2 separate regions of the Homo sapiens genome follow, and region 2 is linked to region 1. A link is an interaction called in ENCODE POLR2A ChIA-PET data of the cell type or tissue named here. Cell type or tissue: PC-9. All regions are shown on one strand. Each heading gives the region's core, and the rest is flanking DNA. Links, peaks and the distances in the headings are about the cores only.

Region 1 (11,810 bases), core at 2,387-10,386:
TACACCTAGCTTTTTTTTGGCGGGGAAGGGAGTAGAGATGGGGATCTCTCAATGTTGCCCAGGCTGGTCCTGAATTCCCAGGCTCAAGAGATCCTCCTGCCTTGGCCTCCCAAAATGTTGGGATTACAGGCATGAGCTACCACACCCAGCCAATAAAGCAGTTTTTCAAAAATTAAACCCATCTGAGCTCATATATGCAGGTGCCTGGGATACCAGACCACATCCCACTAGATGGGGACCACCAAACCACAAAATGGACCTGCTTGAATTTGGCCACAGTGTAAAGGTGTTCTTAGAATGCAACTCTCTCTTAACACTCATTCCACTGTTGAACCAGCCCTACTCTAGACTTTTACCTACTTTTAGAGACAATGCAACTGATTCAGCAGTCCCTTGAGATGGTACCTTGAGCAATATCTCCTTCTGCTCAGACAAAAAGCTATTGACTGGACGCTCCCAGAGGCAAGCTTCTGAAGCCCTCTGTCTCTGAGAATCCCAAGTCTGCCACGTTCACAAGCAACAGAGGAAGCCTTACATTCTAAGGTAATTAGCTCAGCCGTTTCAACACTTGGGGTGGGGGTAGGGGGAGAGAAATCCTGCTAAGCATGAATGCCTTTGTCAAAATATCATCCTGACACCCTAAGGATGGTCTGTTTTCTTTTCTTATAAACTGGGCCCAAACTTGTCTTTAAAACAAACAAACAGGCCGGGCACAGTGGCTCATACTTGTAATCCCAGCACTTTGGGAGGCTGAAGAGAGGATTGCTTGAGCTCAGGAGTTCAAGACCAGCCTGGGCAACCCTGTCTCTACCAAAAATACAAAAAAAGAAAAAAAGAAAAATTAGTCAGGTGTGGTGGCACACACCTGTAATCCCAGCTACTTGGGAGGCTGAAGTGGGAGGATGGCTTGACCCTGGGAAGTGGAGGCTGCAGTGAGCCATGTTCATGCCACTGCACTCTAGCCTGGGAGAAAGAGCAAGACCCTGTCTCAAACAAACAAACAAACAAAATAATAAACACAAGGTATTTTTTTTTCTCTTCCCCTGGTCAAGCTTAGTAATGCAGTATGTCAGCATTAAAATGACACTTTTGGATGGGGGTGCAGTGGTTCACGTCTATAGTCCCAGCAATTTGGGAGGCCAAGGTGGGAGGATGGCTTGAACCCAGGGGTTCGAGACCAGCCTGGGCAACATGGCAAAACCTTTAAAAATGGAAAAATTAGCCAGGCTTGGTGGCACATACCTGTAGTCCCAGCTACTCAGGAGGCTGAGGTGGGAGGATTGCTTGAGCCTGGGAGGTGGAAGCTGCAGTGAGCCATTATCAGGCCACTGCACTGCAGCCTGGCCAACAGGGCAAGACTCTGCCTTTAAAAAAAAAAAAAAAAAAAAAAAAAGGCAGGGCACGGTGGCTCACGTCTGTAATCCCCTAGCACTTTGGGAGGCCGAGGCAGGCAGATCACAAGGTCAGCAGATTGAGACCATCCTGGCTAACACAGTGAAACCCCGTCTCTGCTAAAAATACAAAAAATTAGCCAGGCGTGGTGGCGGGCGCCTGTAGTCCCAGCTACTCGGGAGGCTGAGGCAGGAGAATGGCGCGAACCCGGGAGGCGGAGCTTGCAGTGAGCCGAGATCGCAACACTGCACTCCAGCCTGGGCGACAGAGTGAGACTCCATGTGAAAAAGATAAATAAATAAATAAAAGACACACTTTTTATAAGAAAAATATTCCACACAAAAAAAGGGGAGTGAAGAATCATATAACCACCATGGGACTGAAGAAATAAAACACTACAAAGAGTTGAAAGCCCCTATACACCTCTTCATGACTGTATAGCCCTCTCTGCCCATCCCCAGAAACCGTTATCCAAAAGTTTGGTAATGATCATTCCCCTAAAGGTTATCTGTATTTTTATGACATATGTAAAACTTCATATAAACGGTATCATAGCATATGGAAATCTCTGCAATTTGCCTTTTCTAATTTTTAACTTTTGTGGATACACAGTAGGTGTATATATTTATGGGGTACATAAGATTTTGTTGTTGTTGTTTTTGAGACAGGGTCTCACTCTGTTGCCCAGGCTGGAGGGCAGCAGCGCAACCACAGCTCACCACAACCTCACCGCAACCTCTGTGCCCAGGCTCAAGTGATCCTCCCACCTCAGCCACCCGAGTAGCTGGGACAACAGGCGCCTGCTACCACGCCTAGCTAATTTTTGTATTTTTAGTAGAGATGGGGTTTCACCATACTGGCCAGGCTGATCTGGAACTCCTGGCCTCAAGTGATCTGTCCACCTTGGCATTATGAAGTGCTGGGATTACAGGCATGAGCCACCGTGCCCGGCCCCTCCTAGATTCCTGATAGGAGTCTGGATCCATCCCCTCCAGATAGGACCCATGGGCCTCAAAAGAAGCGACTCCATCCATCCCTGGCTCTGGGAAGGCCTGATTGGTCAGAGTGGAGTTCTCACAGGAACTCTACTATGGTAAACCACAGGAGAACCAGCTTTAGGATGAAAGAAACCAACAGAGCAGAGACCCAAAAAACTTGGGTTCTTGATGACATCATTTAGATGCTGGATCCCTGAAACCCATAACTTGCTCTGCATCTAGGCTTGCTGACATGAGCCAATCATTTTCCTTCTATGTGAGCCAGTTTTCAGTTCCTTGCAGCTGAAAGGATTCTAACTGCCCTACTTCCCTCCTTGAAGTCTATTCTTGCTATCCGATTCACCCCATACACAATGTCTCAGGGCTCATGGTGCCATTTGTCTCAAACTCTGTATCTCTTCTGAGTGTCCTGGTGCCATTAGCATGTTCTAACAAAGCTGAAACCTGATATCTCCTTTGCCTCGCTTACTACCAGCCTAGAGTAATATAAACCTGGCCCTTTCCATTGGGGAAGTGTAAGATTACCCATTAGCACATCCTGACTTCTTCCCATGTCTCAGGCACTTTACAATTTAGCTCGTTAAATCTTCACACCCACTGTTTCAGATAGAAACTATGATTATTCCCAGTTTATAGATGAGAGCAGTGAGGACGGAGGCCTCAGAGAAAGCATGTACACTCAGTCAATTCCAGATTCAATCCCAGAGGTGCCTGACTCCCAAATTCTCATTCTTGGCTGGACGCAGTGGCTCCCCCCTATAATCCCAGCACTTTGGGAGGCCGGGGAGGTCGGGGGGGTTGGGATCATGGGGTCAGTAGTTCGAGACCAGCCTGGCCAACATGGTGAAACCCCATCTTTACTAAAAATACAAAAAATTAGCCAGGCATGGTGGCAGGTGCCTGTATTCCCAGCTACTTGGAGGCTAAGGCAGGAGAATCGCTTGACACCAGGAGGTGAAGACTGCAGTGAGCCGAGATCGAGCCATTGCACTCCAGCCTGGGCGACAGAGCAAGACTCTTGAGACAAAAAAAAAAAAAAAGAATTCTCATTCTTAATCACAACTTCCCTTCTCCCAAAAAACCCAACAGAAGAAAGGGGGCCCTAAGCTACCAGCAGAACAGAAAAATCAGACTGAGCTTCATATCCCATTATCCCAAAGAACACCATTCATTCCCAGAGATTAGCAGTATGAGGCTTTTTAGAGGCCTAATTCTGGTGTATATCTTGCTTTGCAGAGAGTATAGAACATGCTAATCTGAGGGGGGAAATATGAGTGTTGCAAGAGTATTTCAGGCCATTTTGTTATATCTTATCTATTTACAATTGTCACAGACTCCAAGAGAACCTAAAACTCAAATCAGCTTTTAGGAAAAGAGAAAGTTAGTTACCACTACATAAAGGGTTAAGATGGATCATTGTCATAACACCATAAAAACAACAAACAATGACACAAATTTATTTTAAGAGACAAGGTCTCACTCTGTCACTCCGGCTTCAGTGCAGTGACCTGATTATAGTTCACTGCAGCTTGGAATTCCTGGGCTCAAGGGATCCTCCTGCCCCAGCCTCCCAAGTAGCTAGGATTACAGGCACATACCACCATACCCAGCTAATTTATTAAAATGTTTTTGGCCAGGTGCAGTGGCTATCGCCTGTAATCCCAACACTTTGTGAGACTGAGATGGGTGGATCACCTGAGGTCAGGAGTTCAAGACCAGCCTGATCGACATGGTGAAATCCCACCTCCACTAAAAAAAATACAAAATTAGCTGGGTGTGGTGGTACATGCCTGTAATCCCAGCTACTTGGGAGGCTGAGGCAGGAGAATTGCTTGAACCAGGGAGGCGGAGGTTGCAGTGAGCTGAGATCATGCCATTGCACTCTAGCCTGGGCAACAAGAGCGAAACTTTGTCTCAAAAAAAAAAAAAAGAAAAGAAAAAAAAATTTTTTTTGGTAGAGATAAGGTCTCCCATGTTGCCCAGGCTGGTCTCAAACTCCTGGCCACAAGTGATTCTCCAGCCTCAGCCTCCCAAAGTGCTGGGATTACAGGCATGAGCCACTGCACCCAGCCAACACAACTTTAATGTATTTAGAGCTTCTCTAGAATCATTCTGGAATGAAATAGATTTATATTTCATGGGAAATTTAAATTAAAAAAAATTCTAAACAACTCTTATTTGTAGACCCCATGTACACATGACAGAATTTAGTCCTGTGATTTTCCTATTAAACCCCTGCAGCCTGTTCGATCTTCGTTTGTATTCAATATTCTATGACCACCTCCCCACTACTAGACCACAAGCAACCAGAAGTCAGTGAACAAGTCCCAATCCCCTCTATACTCCTAGCCCCTCTACACCCCTGGCACATGGTAATGGCTGCATAAGTATCCAAACAAAGCATCTATACATTACTACTCTGAGCTCTTGGTCACACTCAGGCACTTTGCATCACAAAAAGACGTTATTCTCTTCCCAGTTCTCCTAGTTCTTTCTCAATCCTCCTGAGCAGGTCAAGGAAAAGGCTCAATGTAGTGCTAGGTTACCTTCAACACCTCTCCATCTCTTGCTAATTTCCCTTTTTAACCAAAAGAGAGTATGCCTCATGTTGTGAACAGGCAACAGTGCTGGCTGGAATTTAATAACTGTTTGGGGTTTATTTATGGTTACCTTCCATTTACCTAGTGACGCTGTTTTTCCGTTATTATAGTGACACAAAGTCTCCTTTTCAAATACATTTGTTTTACAAGTGAGTCAACTGCAGGGGAAAATAATATTAAGTGAAAAATGAAATAGAGACAGCCGTGGGATATGGCAAAATAGTAAAGGTGGTTCCTTTACAAATGATTGAAGCTTGGGGGACACAGACCTAGTCTAGTTCTCCCATTTTATAGATGGGGCAAAAGGTTCAGGCGAGGGCCCCAGTGATGGTAGAGGTAGACCTAGGAGTAAGAGCCAGGGTCTGGGCCAGGCGCGGTGGCTCATGCCTGTAATCCCAGCACTTTGGGAGGCCGAGGTGGGCAGATCAATTGAGGCCAGGAATTCAAAGCCAGCCTGGCCAACATGGTGAAACCTCGTTGATACTAAAAATACAAAAGTTAGCTGAGGCCAGGCACGGTGGCTCACACCTGTAATCCTAACACTTTGGGAGGCTGAGGCAGGCGGACCGGGCCACCGCACTCCAACCTGGGTGACAGTGAGCCTCTATCTCAAAAAAAAAAAAAGAATTAGCTGGGCATAGTGGTGCACGCCTGTAATCCCAGCTACTCAGGGGGCTGAGGCAGGAGAATCCCTTGAACCTGGGAGGCGGAGGTTGTGGTGAGCCGAGATCGCGCCACTGCACTCCAGACTGGGTGACAGAGGGAGACCCTGTCTGGAAAAAAAAAAAAGAGCCAGAGTCTAAGTCCGGACATCTGCCTGGGACCTGCAATCTTGCCAAATCCAGCATGTCCTACACCTTTCCCAGAAACAGAAACGGGTCTCCAGAAGGGGAGTGGGTTAACATCAGCTGATCATACTGATAATGCCTAAATGACAGTCACCTTTAGTAGCTGGAGAAACAAAAGCCGTTGTGCAAGTGTTTTAAATTTTTGCCCCATCACATGGAAAAAGTACCCAGGCTGACGAATTTCTTCCCATCATTAAAACATAAAGATCTGCATTAGTCACTCAGTGAAGTAAAACCCACACAAATTCTACCTTTGGGAAAGGTGTTGGGCGTTCCCTGGCTACACCAGAGATGGCCTAAAACTGACATTTGGTAGCGCTGCAGTATTAGAAATCTGGCCCAATTATGAACAGCAGGCAGCTGGTGTCCAAGGAGTAACTGGGGGAAGTACACGGTTCATGCAAGACACAGACAGATTCCTTCTATCCATCAGGGCAAAGACTAATACTCGCCAACTCCTCAAGAGAACCGAAAATACTGGCCCCCAACCTCCCATATCCATTCCTGTCCCAGGAGCCACAGAATTCCCTGTTGGCAGCCTCCTCTGTCACCCTAGCCCAGCGACTTTGATGCTGTTTGTACAGGGCATAACCCAGAAGTCCAGTTTCCAAGCACTAACCACTGTAAAAATATTGTCGCCAGCTCCATGACACCAAGTTGGATAGTGCGGGGGTTTACCACCACACCCAGGGCAGCAAAAATTTTGACAGATGGCAGGCAGCCCCACCATGACCCCAGATGCCAAAGAGCTAGGAGGGAAAGTGCTGCCCAGGGCCAAGGCAGGGACGAGTCAGACTCCTGGGGGATGGGAGCAGCTGGCACAGCCACCCTTTACTCCAGGTTGAAAGCACACAAGGCAGTCAGCACAGCCTCAGCCTCATGGAGGATGTAACCCTGGCAGTCCCCCACCTGTCTCTCCATCTCCACCCTCCTCCAAGAAGCCCTGAAAAGAGAAGCGGTAGCCCATGGCATTAACGTGAAGACTTATTTTTCCAAGGCTAAGTGGGAAGTGCAGGGTCTCACAGCAACAATGCTGATACTAACACCACAACAGCAGCAGCTGACGTTTACCAAGCACTTACTATAAGCCAGGCACGGTGCCAAGAGCTTTAGAGGCACCTTCTCTTTTATACCTAAGAACTCTGTAAGGCAGAACATTTTTTGTTTGTTTGTTTGAGACAATCTCGCTCTGTTGATCAGGCTGGAGTGCAGTGGCATGATCTCGGCTCACTGCAACCTCCGCCTCCCAGGTTCTAGCGATTTTCCTGCCTCAGCCTTCCAAGTAGCTGGAATTAAAGGCACACACTACCACCTCCGGCTAATTTTTGTATTTTTAGTAGAGACAGGGTTTCGCCATGTTGGCCAGGCTGGTCTCAAACTCCTGGCCTCAAGTGATCTGCACGCCTCAGCCCCCTGAAGTGCATGAGCCACAATGTCTGGCCCCTGTAAGACAGAGCATTTAAGGATCACATTCAGCATATGGACGACAGGCTCCTGGAGGGAAGCAGCTCCCTGGTGTCAGCCAGCTAGCTACAAAGCAGCAAAGCCAAGACTCAGGCCCAGGAGCAAACACAAGACCAGGACCTTACTGCCGCTGCTGGGAGAGCATCTTTCCAAGAGGGTGGTCTGGGACAGGCAAAACCAGGAAAGAAAAAAAAATGAGAGGGAAGGCCAGGTGCAGAGGCTTATGCCTGTAATCTCAGCAATTTGGGAGGCTGAGGAGGGAGTATCACTTGAGCCCAGGAGCTCAAGACCAGCCTGGGAAACATGGCAAAACACTACCTCTACAAAAAATGCAAAAATTAGCCGGGTGTGGTGGTGTGTGCCTGTGGTCCCAGCTACTCGGGAGGCTGAGATGTGAGGATCACCTGAGTCCTGGAGGTCGAGGCTGCAATGAGCCGTGAATGTGCCACTACACTCCAGCCTTTGCCACAGAATGAGATCCTATCTCAAAAAAAAAAAAAAGAAAGAAAGAAAGAAGAAAAGAAAAAAGAAAAAAAAGAAATGGAAGGGAAGGACATTACAGGAGACAAAAGAAAGGGTGAGGGAGGGCAATGGAGCTACTTAAAAAAAAAAAAAAAAAAGGAAGGCTGGGCTCAGTGGCTCACGCTTGTAATTCTGGCACTTTGGGAGGCCGAGGCGGGCAGAGTATGAGGTCAAGAGATTGAGACCATCCTGGCCAATATGATGAAACCCCGTCCCTACTAAAAATACAAAAATTAGCTGGGCATAGTGGCGGCACCTGTAGTACCAGCTACTCAGGAGGCTGAGGCAGGAGAATCGCTTGAACCTGGGAGATGGAGGTTGCAGTGAGCCAAGACTGCACCATTGCAATCCAGCCTGGCAACAAAGCAAGACTGTCTCAAGGTTAAAAAAAAAAAAAAAAAAAAAAAAAAAGGAGGCTTGGCCAGAAGACCAGAAATGCAGAAATGCCACTCATGATGGTTCCTACTCAACAGTTATCCAAAAACCCAGGTTGCCTCTTCTTCTAAAAAGAGTCTGTTAGGTAGGAGGCGGTATCTTTGGCCTATTTCTGGGAGTATTCCCAACCACCTTTCACCTTCCTAGATAATTAGATTGCTTCTTCATCTAGTCTGGAGAGACCACCCCCAGGTCCAGGAATTAGGGGTGTGAAAGACGGGAAAGGAGAAGAGAGAAAGGAGGTTGGTGGGGAGCATGATGACCACCATTCATGGGGCACTTACCCCAGCCCCCACCACCACCTCCAAGGACTGGGTCAAGTGATTTATCAGGATTATATCATTTTATCTTCGATAACGCCAGTAAGGGGGTACTGCTATAGTCTGGGACACAAACTCAGAGAGGTCAAACAACCTTCCCCAAGTCTGCCAGCTAGAAAGCAGCAAGGTCTATCTGACCCATGCTCTGAAGCACTCCGGAAGTGGCTGGATCTGTATCCAGAAGTGGTTTCCATTCCATCTCCTCTGCCTCCTGGCTGAGACAGGATGGCTTCATGGGCCTGGTGTCCTCAGGGCTATTGGGAAATGGTGCCTCCAAAAAAACAATACCATGAAGACCTTAGGGCTACATATAATTTTCAGACTTCTCAAAGTTCCCAGGCAGTCAAGGGTGAACCAAGCTGCCCAAGTACATTGTCAGGCTCACATCTGAAACATGTTTAAACAGCTAATGGAGCTGAGCAACTAAAAGCTAAATGAGTTTCTATGCTGGGCTGCCTATGAGACAAGGTCACAATAGTTACCAAGTATAATAACTATTATTAAGAGACCCTGGCAGTCCCAATAAAAGTAGGTCCTAAAAACTTTTAAGAGACAGAAAGTGGCTGGAACACCTCCATGCCGTGGTTGACCAAACATATTTCTAGACCAAGGGAGACTTGCAAACCACAATGAGACTCAAATGAGACCTTTCATTTTAATGTTGGACAAAGCTCAGCAATAACTCAATTGAAGACGAATCTTGTTATAACCATCAGTATGACCAAAATTATTTCACAAAGCATTTCCAGTCCACAGTCACTTTTTTCCTGAGAAAGGAATCTCTTTCTTCCCTATTCTGATTAAAAGGCAGCTGTAAGCAAAATCCCCTAAAAGTAGAAAAAGATTCATTAAAATTCTTCACAGGTGATTTTTTTCTTTATATTTTTCTGTGTTCTTGCAATTTTTTGCAAAGAGTAACAACTACAGATGTAACTTTTTAATGCTCCAATAAAAATTTATTAGAATTGAATTTCAGGCTGGGCACAGGGGCTCACTCCTGTAATCCCAGCACTTTGGGAGGGCCAGGTAGGTGGATCACTTGAGGTCAGGAGTTCAAGACAAGCTTAGCCTGTCTCTATAAAAATACAAAAATTAGCTGGGCATGGTGGCACGTGCCTGTAGTCCCAGCTACTCGGGAGGCTGAGGCAGGAGAATCACTTGAACCCAGGAGGCAGAAGTTGCAGTGAGCCAAGACTGCAGTTTGGGCAACAAAAGGAGACATCATTTCAAAAAAAAAAAAAAAAAAGGCCGAGTTCGGTGGCTCAAGCCTGATCCCAGCACTTTAGGAGGCCGAGGCAGGTGGATCTCGAGATCAGGAGTTCAGGACCAGGCTGGCCAACATGGTGAAACCCCGTCTCTACTAAAAATACAAAATAGCCAGGTGTGGTGGCATGCAACTATATTCCCAGCTACTCGGGAGGCTGAGGCAAGAGAATCGCTTGAACCCAGGAGGCGGAGGTTGCAGTGAGCCAAGATTGCGCCACTGTACTCCAGCCTGGGAGACACAGCAAGACTCTGTCTCAAAAAAAAAAAAAGAAGCAAATTTCAAAGACTTGCTGAGCTGATGGCTTTCCTTGGGAAAGCAGTAAAATATGAAGATTAAAATCTCAGACAAGAATCTGAGTAATAACCACACACTCACTGGCCAATCTGGGTGTGCCTCAGTTTTCTCATCTGCATAACGGGAATTACAACAATAACTACTTCTCAGAATTGCAATGATGTTTTGTATAGCTATTAGTAAGAAGCGTTTATCACAATGCCTGGTACTTTGTATGGGCTCTCTCTATATTCACTGTAACTAATGAAACTGTTACTATGATTGTGACTTTCAGTAATTTCCTATTAAATTCATTTTCTGAGCTTCACCTGGAAAAGGCCTTGTTCTCTAACAGTTGTTGAAGCAAATCACAGATGTCCAGAGAATGAACATGAACTGCTGAGTTCTTTAAGTTCAGCATCACAGTCCAAAAACGAAGTGTTCCACTGGGACCCCAGACCCAGTTGTCTACTACATATAATTCCCACTTCACTAAAGGCAGCAAAGAACCACTGTTTTGCATTTTCTGAATTGCAAATAAGTCAATGTACCAGTCTTAATACTCAAGCTATTATACTAGAGACTGTTTATTTAACAAGTTATTTATTAAATTCCTATTAAGTGCCAAGGTCAGAGCCACAGAGGTAAACAAGAGACACAGCGCCTGCCCCTGGAGCACTGATGACCCGTGGGAGAGTAAGAAGGCCATTTAGAACACCAATACGGCTCAGTAAGAGGGCAGTGTGGCCAAGTGAGGTGGCTCATGCCTGTAATCCCCACACTTTGGGAGGCTGAGGCAGGCAGATCGCTTGAGCCCAGGAGTTCAAGACCAGCCTGGGCAACATAGCAAACCGAATCTACAAAAAATACAAAATTAGCCAGCAGTGTTGGTGTGTGTGCCTGTAATTCTGACTACGTGGGAGGCTGAGGTGGGAGGATCGCTTGAGCCAAGGAGGTCGAGGCTGCAGCGAGCTGTGATGGCACCACTGCACTCTAGCCTGGGTGACAGAGCAAGACTCTATCTCCAAAAAAAACAAAAACAAAAAAACAAGGTGTTGGGTGCCCAGGAGAGGACCTCATGCCCAACTTTGGGTGTGACTCCCCATGGATGTCAGACAATAGTGCTGAGAAAAAGGGATAGGAGAGACAATTAGGTAAGAGGTGCACACCTGCAGGAAGTGTAATGTGACACCTGGATCACATCCTGTAAAGGACTCCCTGATGGGAGAGCCATCCCCCAGGTGCTAGCTTGCCTCCTTTGGTGGAGATAAGGAATGTGACAAGCCACTGCCTAGGTGCTTTCAAGCCAACTCTGCCAAGGCGCCTCACTCAGAACACATTCTGGGTTCTGCCTCCAGATGGCTAGAAGCTCCACCGAGGGCCCCCATCCCAGCAGCAGCACATTCCTGGTCTTCCAGCAGGTACCCCTCCCTGCCTCTGCTGAGAGGGAATCTTGTAAACAGAACCCTGAACTCTGCTCAACTGATAGCACTACAGACTCACAAAGGCCTTTTAGGGTCTCAGCTCAAAGACCTTGCACCTCAGGTCCCCTGGGAGGCAGGGCCTGGTCCCATACTCTGGCCTGCTTTACCCCACACCAAGGGAACAATCAGTTTGTTCCTGGGCAAGAAGCACCAGGCCGGGCCCCTGCTCCCACAATAGGCTGTAGATGCCAAACCATTCTTGTGTCC
Region 2 (11,810 bases), core at 1,649-9,648, 96 kb after region 1:
CCTAAGTGCTCTCTTGTTTTGGACTTCTTATAACTTTAGAATCAGTATCAATGACTTACTGATATTAGGGAATCAATAGATTGGGGAAGGACGTAATTCTTTTTTTTTGTTTGTTTGTTTTTTGAGACGGAGTCTCACTCTGTTGCCCAGGCTGGAGTGCAGTGGCGCGATCTAGGCTCACTGCAACCTCTCCCTCCTGGGTTCAAGTGATTCTCCTGCCTCAGCCTCCTGAGTAGCTAGGATTACAGGCACGTGCCACTGCGCCCGGCTAATTTTTTGTATTTTTAGTAGAGACGGGGTTTCACCGTGTTAGCCAGGATGGTCTCGATCTCCTGACCTTGTGATCCACCCGCCTCAGCCTCCCAAAATGTTGGGATTACAGGGGTGAGCCACCGCGCCCAGCCAGGATGTAATTTATAGAAGTCATTTAGTTTGTCTCTTTTGATATACTTCATTAAAAGAAGCTTATCAACAATTCAAAAGTTTCCTAATGGGAAATTAGTTGAAGAACCAGTCTGTAACCTGGCTCTCTTCTGCTGCCTGTTAGTATCCATGCCCTTGGTTATTACCTTCCTCACTGTATCAGAGTTAGTTTGTGTGACCAACAGAATTTTGCACAGTGATGGTATGTCACTTCAGAGATTAGGTTATGAAAGATATGGTGGCTTCCATCCCTCTGCCTTTCTCTTGAATCACTTGCTCTGAGGGAAGCCAGCTGCTTTATCTGAGCAGCCTTATGGCGAGACCCACGTGGTGAGGAACTGAAGATTCCGGTTAATAGCATCTGAATGAGCAAAGAAAATCCTCCAGGCCTAGTCAATAGCTTGACAGCAACTCCAGGAGAGTCTTTGACCTAGAACCACTCAGCTAAGCTGCTCCTAGATTCCTGACCCTTAGAAACTGTGTAAGATACTAAATATTTGCATGTTTATTTATTTATGTATTTTTAGATGGAGTCTCGCTCTTGTCACTCAGGCTGGAGTGCAATGGCGCCATCTCAGCTCACTGCAACCTCCACCTCCCGGGTTCAAGCGATTCTCCTGCCTCAGCCTCCCAAGTAGCTGGAATTACAGGCACCCACCACCACACCCAGCTAATTTTTCTATTTTTAGATGGGGTTTCACCATGTTGACCAGGCTGGTCTTGAACTCCTGACCTCAGGTGATCTGCCCACCTTGGCCTCCCAAAGTGCTAGGATTACAGGCGTGAGCCACCACCCCCAGCCTATTTGCTGTTTTAAACTGCCAAAGTTTTGGAGGTAATCTGTTACATAGCAATGGATAACTTTTTTAAAAATTTAAAACATTATTATTTTAGAGACCCTGTGCAAGCATAGCTCACTGCAGTCTTGAACTCCGGAACTCAAGTGATCCTCCTGCCTTAACCTTCTGAGGAGCTGAGACTCCAGGCATGTGCCACTACACCTGGCTACTTTACTTTTAATTTTTTTAGAGATGGAGGTCTCACTATGTTGCCCAGGCTGGTCTCAAACTCCTGGGCTAAAGCGACCCTCCTGCTTCGGCCTCCAGAGTTGCTGGGATTTTGAGGACTTTGCTATAACATGAGGCCAGAAAAATAAATGTATTTTATTATTATTTTCTCACTGCAACCTCCGCCTCCCAGGTTCAAGCGATTCTTCTGCCTCAGCCGCCCAAGTAGCTGGAATTACACCATGTGCCACCACGTCTGGCTAATTTGTTTGTATTATTATTATTCTTTTTTTTTTAGTAGAGATGAGGTTTCGCCATGTTGGCCAGTCTGGTCTCGAATTCCTGACCTTAGGTGATTCACCTGCCTCGGCCTCCTGAAGTGCTGGGATTACAGGCATGAGCCGCTGTGCCCGGCCAATAAATGTATTTTAGGTATTCAAAGACAGATGACTTAGGCAGAAGGTTCTATTTATTCCAGGTGATATCACAGTACTTACTCATCTTCATTGATAAAAAGGGCTATATGTGCACATAGCACATATGTATTTACCACCTAATTTTGGCAAAAGTATTTAAAATATAGAACTTTATTTGCCGAAGTTGCATGACTGAATAAACTCTTATGGATTTTTTAAAAAATGTGATTAGGTACATAAAGTGCTACATTAGAATGCTCAACTTTAAAACTATCCCAAATTTACTTCGTAGAAGAAAATGTAAATGTAATGAGCTCTATAAACACTATTTAAAGAAAATAAGGCCTTGCATGGTGGTTCATGCCTAAAATTTCAGTACTTTGGCAGGGGGAGGCAGGAGGATCGCTTGAGGCCAGGAGTTCAGGACCAGCCTGATCAACAGAACTAGACCCAGTCTCTAAAAATAAAAAATAAAACAAAAATTTGGTTTAAGATATTCAAAACACATTAACTCTTTGAAGATTAGCTATGAAGTGCAGGAGGAGGGGTAATGGGGGAGGCTAAATAAGCATGGGCTAATTATCTCAGAGCAAGTTTTCAACCCAAAACAAAATGACATAACTATGCAAAGATTACACAGTGAAGTAATTTATGGCAGAAGCCTGAGATTCAAAAAATTGAAATGGTTGGTATTTTTAGTGCCTTTGCAGCTCCTCCCTTGTTTGCTTGTAGAACCTGCCATGAGGAAGGATCCTCAGTCTAGCAGGAAGGGATCCCGCCATTTAAGAGTGAAAAGAATGCTATTCCAAGCAGGCACACCTGCTTCCAATTCTATGTGGAGCACGATGCTCATGCTGATGGGATAAATGAGCACACAGAACTTAGGATAAAGAAAAATCCTAGGATGAAATTTCATAAAGTAGAAGTTTGAATCTCTGCTAAATGAAGTCTGGTTGCCCAGATATTCTCTGGCCAGTTCAAAAGGTGAAAATGACAAGGAGCACAACCAGCAACAGTTTCTCTACTTGTTCCTTTCTCCCTCCCCTGGTCCCTTTGCCTTTCTTATTCGTAATGCTCATGATGTCTTTTTCTTTCTTTCTCTTTCTTTTCTTTTCTTTTTCTTTCTCTCTCCCTCTCTCTTTCTCTTTCTCTCTTTCTTTTGAGACAGTTTCACTCTTGTTGCCAGGATGGAGTGCAATGGTGTGATCTTGGCTCACTGCAAACTCCACCTCCTGGGTTCAAGCGATTCTCCTGCCTCAGCCTCCCGAGTAGCTGGGATTACAGGCATGTGCCACCATGCCCGGCTAATTTTGTATTTTTAGTAGAGACAAGGTTTCCCCATGTTGGTCAGGCTGGTCTCGAACTCCCGACCTCAGGTGATCTGCCCGCCTCAGCCTCCCAAAGTGCTGGGATTACAAGTGTGAGCCACCACACCCGGCGTCTTTTTCATAGGCTTTATAGGTTTTATCTCAGTGTCCTTGCATGACAGGGTAACAGATCACATAATTTTAAGATTTGGGCTGAAAGGCGCTGAATCTTTAGGGAAAAAAAAAGGTCCTGCTCAATCTACTGAATGAACAGCACGATAAACACAAACAATAAGACATGGTGGACACTTGCCTCCATGTGCAAGGGATTTAGATCCATCCAATCCATGCCCCAGCTCATCAATAGGAGACGCCTTTCAAAGAGCCTGTCTGGCTAAAACACTTTTTCTTGGCTTAAAAAAAAAAAATCCTTAGGCCAGGCGCAGTGACTCACACCTGTAATCCCAGCACTTTGGAAGGCTGAGGCGGGCAGATCACGAAGTCAGGAGATGGAGACCATCCTGGCCAAGATGGTGAAACCTGTCTCTACTAAAATACAAAAAATTAGCCAGTCGTGGTGGTGCACACCTGTAGTCCAAGCTACTCAGGAGGCTGAGGCAGGGGAATCCCTTGAACCCGGGAGGCGGAGGGTGCAGTGAGCCAAGATGGTGCCACTGCACTCCAGCCTGGAGACAGAGTGAGACTCCGTCTCAAAAAAACAAACAAAAAACCAAAAACCTTCACTAGTTACCCATTACTCGCAAGTTACAGTTCAAACCATTTAACAGGGGAAAACTCCAGGAGAGTACACACAAAGCCTTAAAAATGCTTCCCAGTCATAATGCCTTTTTAAAGAAAATCAAGATCAGATCTTAATGGTTTTCAATGACATGTGCTTCAAGAGAAACCAGACCTGTTCCTTAGACGATCTAGAAGGGAAACTTACCTTTGGCTCTGTAGCCAGATATCCCCAGCTTGGAAGGTTGAGTGGTTGAAGGTGAGAGGAAATGCACTCAATGCTTCTATGGTTCCATAGTCTCCAGTGTCTTCTTCTATTACATTGTATTTTAATTGCCAGCTTCCTTGCCTGTATTTCACCTCCATACCAAAAGCTCTATGAAGATAGGGACTGAGTATTGTCAGGATCTGGCACGGTGCCTAACATCAGACACTCAATAAGTATTTGCTAAATGAATGCATATGAAACCACTGAAACCTGGAGACACAACATGGAGTAGCAGAAAAAGAAACAGGCCAGGCGTGGCAGCTCACACCTGTAATCCCAGCACTTTGGGAGGCTGAGGCAGGCGGGTCACCTGAGGTCGGGAGTTCAAGACCAGCCTGACCAACATGGAACCCCATCTCTATAAAAATACAAAATTAGCCAAGCATGGTGCACATGCCTGTAATCCCAGCTACTTGGGAGGCTGAGGCAGAAGAATCGCTTGAACCCGGGAGGCAGAGGTTGTGGTGAGCCGAGATCGCGCCATTGCACTCCAGCCTGGGTAACAACAGAGGAACTCCGTCTCAGAAAAAAAAAAAAAAAAAAAAAAAGAAACATCTTGGTTCTCAACTTTATTATTACGATTCCAAGTAAAAAATTTTCTGGATTTTTCCTGGATAAACAAAAAGATGGGATAGGATTGTTAAGGGTTTCTCCAGCATTATAGTTCTATGAATATATGTACAAAGCATTTTTAACATTATAAGACTGACTGTTGAGTGAACACACCAGAATTCCTCAGTGCAAATGAACATTAGCCCCTTTAAAGATGGGGGTGGGTACTCTGACAAGTTAATTACTCATTCAACTATGAAAGCCAATTTGGAATTTATTTTAGCTTGAAAAAATTTATACAAGCAATACATATTTGTTAATTACTAAAAATAAATTAGAAATCACAAAAGGGAGGCTGAGGTGAACAATAGCTTGAGTCCAGAAGGTTCGAGACCAGCCTGGGCAATATAGGGAAACTCCATCTCTACAAAAAAATACAAAAATTAGCTGGGTGCGGTGGCACATGCCTATAGTTCCAGCTACTTGGGAGGCTGAGATAGGACGATTGTTTGAGCCCAGGAGGCAGAGGTTGCAGTGAGCCGAGATTCATGCCACTGCACTCAACAGTGTGGGACTCTGTCTCAGAAAAAAAAAAAAAATGAAAATCATAAAGGTGGAAGGGAATTTAAATTTACCCACAATCATACAAAGACAACCACTACTACCAGTCTGGGTATAAATCTTCCTAAGTTCTCCTGTTACAAACATATCTTGTATGTTTACATTTATTTTCCTTTATAAAACCAGGTTTATTTTACTCTGGTAACCTGTTTCTTTTACTTAATATAGTATGAATATCTTTCTACATACTTTGTAACCACAGTAATCTATAGAGTGGTAATATTAATTTATTTAACCAATGACCCACTTAGGTTGTTTATGTCACTATGATAAAAATGCTGCACTACATGTCCTAGTAAATTTTTATGCACATAATTATGTTCTCAAAATAATTATCCAGAAGTGAACTTTTTGGAGCAAGGCTGTAATTTTTAAGTCAGGAGCAAGGCTGCATTTTTTTTTCGAGAAGGAGTTTCGCTCTTGTCGCCCAGGATGGAGTGCAGCGGTGCGATCTCGGCTCACTGTAACCTCCGCCTCCCAGGTTCAAGCAATTCTCCTGCCTCAGCCTCCTGAGTAGCTGGTATTACAGGCACCCACCACCATGCCCGGTTAATTTTTGTATTTTTAGTAGAGATAGGGTCTCACCATGTTGGCCAGGCTGGTCTCCAACTCCTGACCTCAGGTGATCCACCTGCCTCGGCCTCCCAAAGTGCTGAGATTACAGGTGTGAGCCATTGCACCCAGCCAAGACTGCAGTTTTAACTCAGTTGATTTGCATGCAGTTTTTTCTCTTTGGTAGCAGATTCCCATCCTTTTGATAGTAGATAGTCACTGGAAGCAGCCAAGAGTCACCAGATTTTGGTCAAGTGTAGTGATTAAAGTGAGAGATCAAGTAGGCAATACTAGTTTTGGTTGAAAGCCTCTGACTATAGGGCAACGTGAATGGTTTTCACATGTGACTCAAAGTGGCTCTAAAGGCAATAACAACAGGAATTCCAAAACCATTGTGGGCAATTGGTTCATCACCAAACCAAGCATATTACTTCCAAAAGAGTGAACTATGAAGGCGACAAACAGAGCTAGGTGATAATGCTTTCTCAGGATTCATAATGTTACACACATATCTCACTCATACACAGAAATTCTGAATGGTTGAGTCAATCAATTCATTTAATTAAAGTAGATTAAAGTTTAGGCTTACCTAAAACTTTAATATTTGCAATATTTTTTCAGTATGACATTCTCATAAAAACGTATTCACCACTCGAATGGTACTTCACATACATTATCTTTTTAATGTTCACACTACTACCACAAATATAAGTATTATTCTCCGCATGTTATAAATGAGAAAATGGAGACTCAGAGAAAATGTGATTTGCACAAGGCAACAACATCTGATAAAAGGTAGAACCAAGATGCCAATACAGATCTGTTTTGCTTCAAACACCACGTTCTTTTTATTCTCTAACCCTGCCATGTAGCACCTTTGAATAATTCTTAAATGTATCATTACAGGGTTGTTCAATTTTTAGCTGCAATGCTTAATATTTCTTAATGACTCTATTATTACCAGTGAATAATCCTATTCTTTATTTAACGTGGAAGTGAACTGAACAAAACTGAAGGTATTGCTTATGAACAGACTTATTTCTATTCTTGAGGAAAACTGGAAGTAACTACAAAAAGCCATTTATTCCACTTGAATGAAGTAAATATTGATACTAGACCTTACATTTAAAGAGACCAGTCTAGCAAGTGACTCTCATTTTAACAATAACCATATTAAAAGAGAAAAAAATAAAGCAGTAAGTTAAATAAAAGGTTAATAAAACTTGGAGGAAACAGCTCAGTGTTTTCTTTTAAACCCTGAAGAATACCAAATGTATGTTATGTTGCATAAAGAGTCATGTCAAGAGAAGACTATTAACAACCCAATAGTAGAGTCAGCATTAAGAACTTCAATGATATTCAACTCAAACATGCGTAGGGAGAGTAAAGTTATTTTATTAAATCATGCACGTCACGTGTGTTAGTGCAAATAGTTTAATCTGTACTCCAGAAATTCTATTGTACTTTATATCTTTACAAAATAGATTTAAAACAATTATTTACTTTAAAAAATGTAATTCTGAAGTTAAGCATTTCAGAACAATATTTGCAATAACCTATATACAAGAGGTACTGGGTACCACTGGCATATTAGCATTCTGTGGTGGAGTGGCTTCCTGCAACAGAAAATGATGAAATGAACTATATGACAGTATTTTCTACAAGTCATTTGTGACTAATTCCTCCATAAATCTAGTGATCTTCCCAAAAGCAATCTCAAATAGCTTAAAATATAACCTTTAAAGTATAAACAGTGACTGCCAAACATCACAAGGCAAATTATACCCTAAACTCCTATTTCAATATTTGGCTAGACCTGTGGATTGCCACAGAACATTCAAGCCAATTCACTGACATTCCCTCCCGGTCTTCACTGACTGAAAAATTTAACTATGTGATACTTTAGGATATTCTATGACCTAAATAAACTTTATTGACATAACTATGATGCCGCACAAAACCATGGCTAAACTTTCACTTGTGTTTTAAATTTATAATATCAAGCAGTGTTTTTAGGTGCTTCATTGTGCATAGAACACTATTAATCTTGGGAATAGTGCTTTTCATTAACAGAAAGTCCCAATTAACAACAATAAAAAGAAAATAACCATTTGCATACCCAACCAGGAAATTTGTTGGTAGGTACAACGCTCACCCTGAACATGAATTAGCTCTGACACATCATAAACCAAATTAGGTCAATACAAGCTTATCTAAAGAGATATTAATACTTTCTTCAATTAAACATGCTTGGAGGAATAGATGATAGAAAAAAAAAATCATGCTTCCTAAAATGCTGTATATGAGAAAGTAACTTGGCTTTTAAAGAAAAATATCTCTTTAAATACATGGTTTAATAAATTACATTCCAATTGACTCAACATTTTGGTTGACTGCACTGAAATTGTGTAATTACTATGTTTTTGCTCCCAGAAATACTTCAGTTTGCTCAAGAAAATACACTCTCATGGAAAGTTTTTCAAAGTTGATGTCCTCCACATCTTCAAGTCACATTAAGGCTGAACAAGCGTGCACATATTCCCCAAATTATCACCATAACAGTTTATTTTCCAAACGTATTTTTCCTTAAAAAAAAAAAAATCCACGCAAATAGTTGTCTCTAAGTCTTGTTCCCAATAGCTCAGTGGTTTCATAACAAGTAAAAATGGCGTAAATATGTAAAAAATATATATATGTGTATATATTTCAAACTGATAGGCACTGAGCACACAGGGCCTCTCTTCCCATGTATGTATTGGTTGTTTGGTTTGGGTAGTTATCAAATCAGAAAAATGAATTATCTGGTGATCAGAATTCAGAGTAAAATACTCATAAATTTAATGTTATAAATAATCTGGTGTACCAAGAAGCCTACTTTAGGCCACCATAATATTCAGAATCTTAACATACTAATTTAAAAATTACATGAAAAATTGCAAGCAAATTATTGCTTACAGTAGAATAAAGTCACAATTTTATATCTTCTTTATAGACAGATACATTTTATATAATTTAAAGCAATGACCCTACAGCTGTATTCTTGTACTTCTGCTGTTTTAAGAGGTAAAGAGGAAGAAAATGGTTCTGTTTGTCCCCAGCATGAGTGTGATGCCAGCTTCTAGAGGGAGGACGGTGTACGGACTCAAGGAACGCTCTCATGGAGAAGCTCTGGCCAGACCTGGCACGTACAGCACGATGGCTGTTACTGCAACCAGGGCAGCCAACATGGGCATCCAGGGCCAGGGTTTCTGTGTGGAAAGAAACCAAGAGTCAATATCACATTCTCCCCTCTCTTTTCATACCTATTAACCCCTTGGTTCCAGAGAGTCCTGAATACTTAACAGAATATTGGAAAAATCTTATTTCTGCATCATAAATATAAAGTTTGAAAAGAAAAAAAAAAGTGAGGGAGTGCAGGTATAAGAAGAGTCATAATAGCAGGAACACCAATTTGGAAGTCTAACACGTCCCAAGAAAGTCCTGGGAAGTTTTCAACTTTGTTACAGTTGAAACCTAATAGTGACTTCTAAGAAAATTTGTGGGCTCTGCCTGCTTTATTTACTCTGGTATCCATATATTCCAATATAACTGATGTATATAGACACCTGTAGTATGTTTCTGCCTAAAATGTTTATTTCTTGATAAGAACCAGACTCACATGTTGGGATATTTTATGCAAGGGGATAGTGGCTAAGGTGATAATGGTCTAGGCTTTGGTCGTCCAACTTGAAACCACAGAAGACAAAATCAAACAGGGTTCAAGATGGAAAAGTAACATTAGGGATCCTGCCTGTCTGATAATTCTGGTATAGACTCTGTTCAGTGTAATAAAGCCACATGATCACCGCATATGCTCTACTAACATGCATGCCAGTTAGAAACAAGCATGGATGGGCTGTTGCCTGCTAGCTTTTAGAGGGCTTTATAAGATCAACTTGCTTTGGTTGACACTTTTATTTTTACTTGTATTCCAGAAGTGTTATTGAGAAAAACTGGTTTTTAAAGAAATATTCTGATGTTGCAGGTCAGGGCTCAGAAAGAAATGGGATACATTTATATCCTTGCAAGTACACAATAGGGTTGAGATTGTGAGCCAATGGTTCATTATGTTAATCTCATTATTTTTCATCTTCATAGCCATAGTATAAACAGGCAAAGGGTTGAAACAAAGAAAATCTACACTATGAAAAGGAAGAGGATAAGGAGGAAGGGGAAGAAGGCTGGCTGAAAACTTCAAGGAGGCAAACTCTTCATTTCTCATTCAAATCTGATTAAACACATAATTGGAAAGAGGGTACTAATATTGCAGAAATTCATAGTGCACTCCAGTTTGCTAGAGATAAAGACTCAGTTAATGGAAGCATATTAACAACTGGTTAGGTTGGAATTAACTCATGGTTAGCATTACTACAAAGTAAACAAGACAAAAAGTTATGGGATTAGTTGACTGTTCAGTTCATTGGTATGACACAAATACACGGCATACTAAATGAAGGGTTTGCTTCAGGTAACAAAATACCTGTGTGTTCTTGCCATGCACTATATTACAAATATGGCACAAAAAGGTGACGGGGACAAACAGACAAGGACTCAACAATAGTGCTTGTACCTTTCTCTACCACAATGGACCGAAACACCAAAACAGGAAAGCCAGGAATAGGCCGATGAATACGGCTGGGACGGGTTGTAATATGGAAGGCTAAAGAAGGGAAGGCATATTAAAATCATTTTATGCTATGAAAGTAATCAGATAAGAGGATTCAGACCCCAGTAGGGTGGGAGGTAGGAAGAAAGAATGAAATAATAGAAGTATACCACTCAGGTTTTACACAGATTCAAACATTTTAAAGACATCTAACACAATCTGATAGACTGTGGTATGCAAGTTGGGAAACTATCAGTTTAAAAGGAATAGCTAGGAACCGTTAGGCTCAATGCCTGTAATCCCAGCACTTTGGGAGGCTGAGGCAGGTGGATCACCTGAGGTCAGGAGTTTGAGACCAGCCTGGCCAACATGGTGAAATGCTGTCTCTACTAAAAATACAAAAGTTAGCCAGGCATGGTGGTGCATGCCTGTAATCCCAGCTACTCTGGAGGTTAAGGCAGGAGAATTGCTTGAACCAGGAGGCAGAGGTTGCAGTGAGCTGAGAGTGCCACTGCACTCCAAGCTGGGTGACAGAGAGAGACTCCGTTGAAAAAAAAAAAAAAAGAGAAAGAAACAGCTGAAGGCAATGGGCAATGTGGGTGTACCTAACATTCTAATGAAATATAGCACATGAAGACAGAGCAGGCCGAATGCAGTGGCTCATGACTGTAATCCCAGCACTTTGGCAAGCTGAGGTGGGCAGATTGCTTAAGGCCAGGAGTTTGAGACCAGCCTGGACCACATGGCAAAACCCTGTCCCTACAAAAAATACAAAAATTAGTTGAGCATGGTGGCACACATCTGTAATTCCAGCTACTTGGGAAGCTGAGGTGGGAGCATTGCTTGAACTGGGAAGGTCAAGGCTGAAGTGAGGTGAGATCATGCCACTGCACTCCAGCCTGGGTGACAGAGCAAGACCCTGTCACCAAAAAAAAAAAAAACAAAAAACAAAAAACAAAAAACACTGACAATACTTCACCACCAGCTGATGCTCTCTGCTTGACAGTACACTATTTTTGCTCGATACCTGAAATCCATTATTTGACAATGTACTCCCTCAGCAATGGTTATTTTATCCCTCTAACAAATTTTTTTTTTCAACCAAAGCTCTTTTGCTTATTAGATGATACTGCTTTCAAGCTTCAAAATAAATGCCCTGTGATAATGCGTGCTTCCTAAATCAGGCAAGAGATTTCACATGTAATAAAGGTTTGGTATATAAAGACAGGCAGAGCTGGACACGGTGGCTCACACCTGTAATCCCAGCACTTTGGGAGGCCA

The links. Peaks named below come from ENCODE experiments on the same cell type or tissue, not always from the same donor. Only the 100,000 strongest peaks of a DNase experiment are listed, where the experiment ranks them.
Region 2: POLR2A ChIA-PET joins it to region 1 with 5 read pairs; 3 of 35 experiments call an interaction of 5 or more read pairs at or near these places.

What each region holds. Positions count from the first base shown.
Region 1 is chr3:58,021,127-58,032,936 of GRCh38, reverse strand. The region is part of intron 1 of FLNB (filamin B); the gene reads right to left. Among named protein-coding and RNA genes, the nearest start is that of FLNB, 19 kb to the right of the region's middle. RefSeq lists enhancers at 10,219-11,200, 11,201-11,810. In PC-9, for the core only: no CTCF peak of the experiment used is centred there; a DNase peak (open chromatin) is centred at 6,556; H3K27ac peaks cover 2,967 bases.
Region 2 is chr3:57,924,618-57,936,427 of GRCh38, reverse strand. SLMAP (sarcolemma associated protein) reads right to left here. Exons shown (of 25, transcript NM_001377540.1): 24 at 10,494-10,583; 25 at 6,425-9,132. The coding sequence ends at 10,500. Among named protein-coding and RNA genes, the nearest start is that of FLNB, 78 kb to the left of the region's middle. In PC-9, for the core only: no CTCF peak of the experiment used is centred there; no DNase peak of the experiment used is centred there.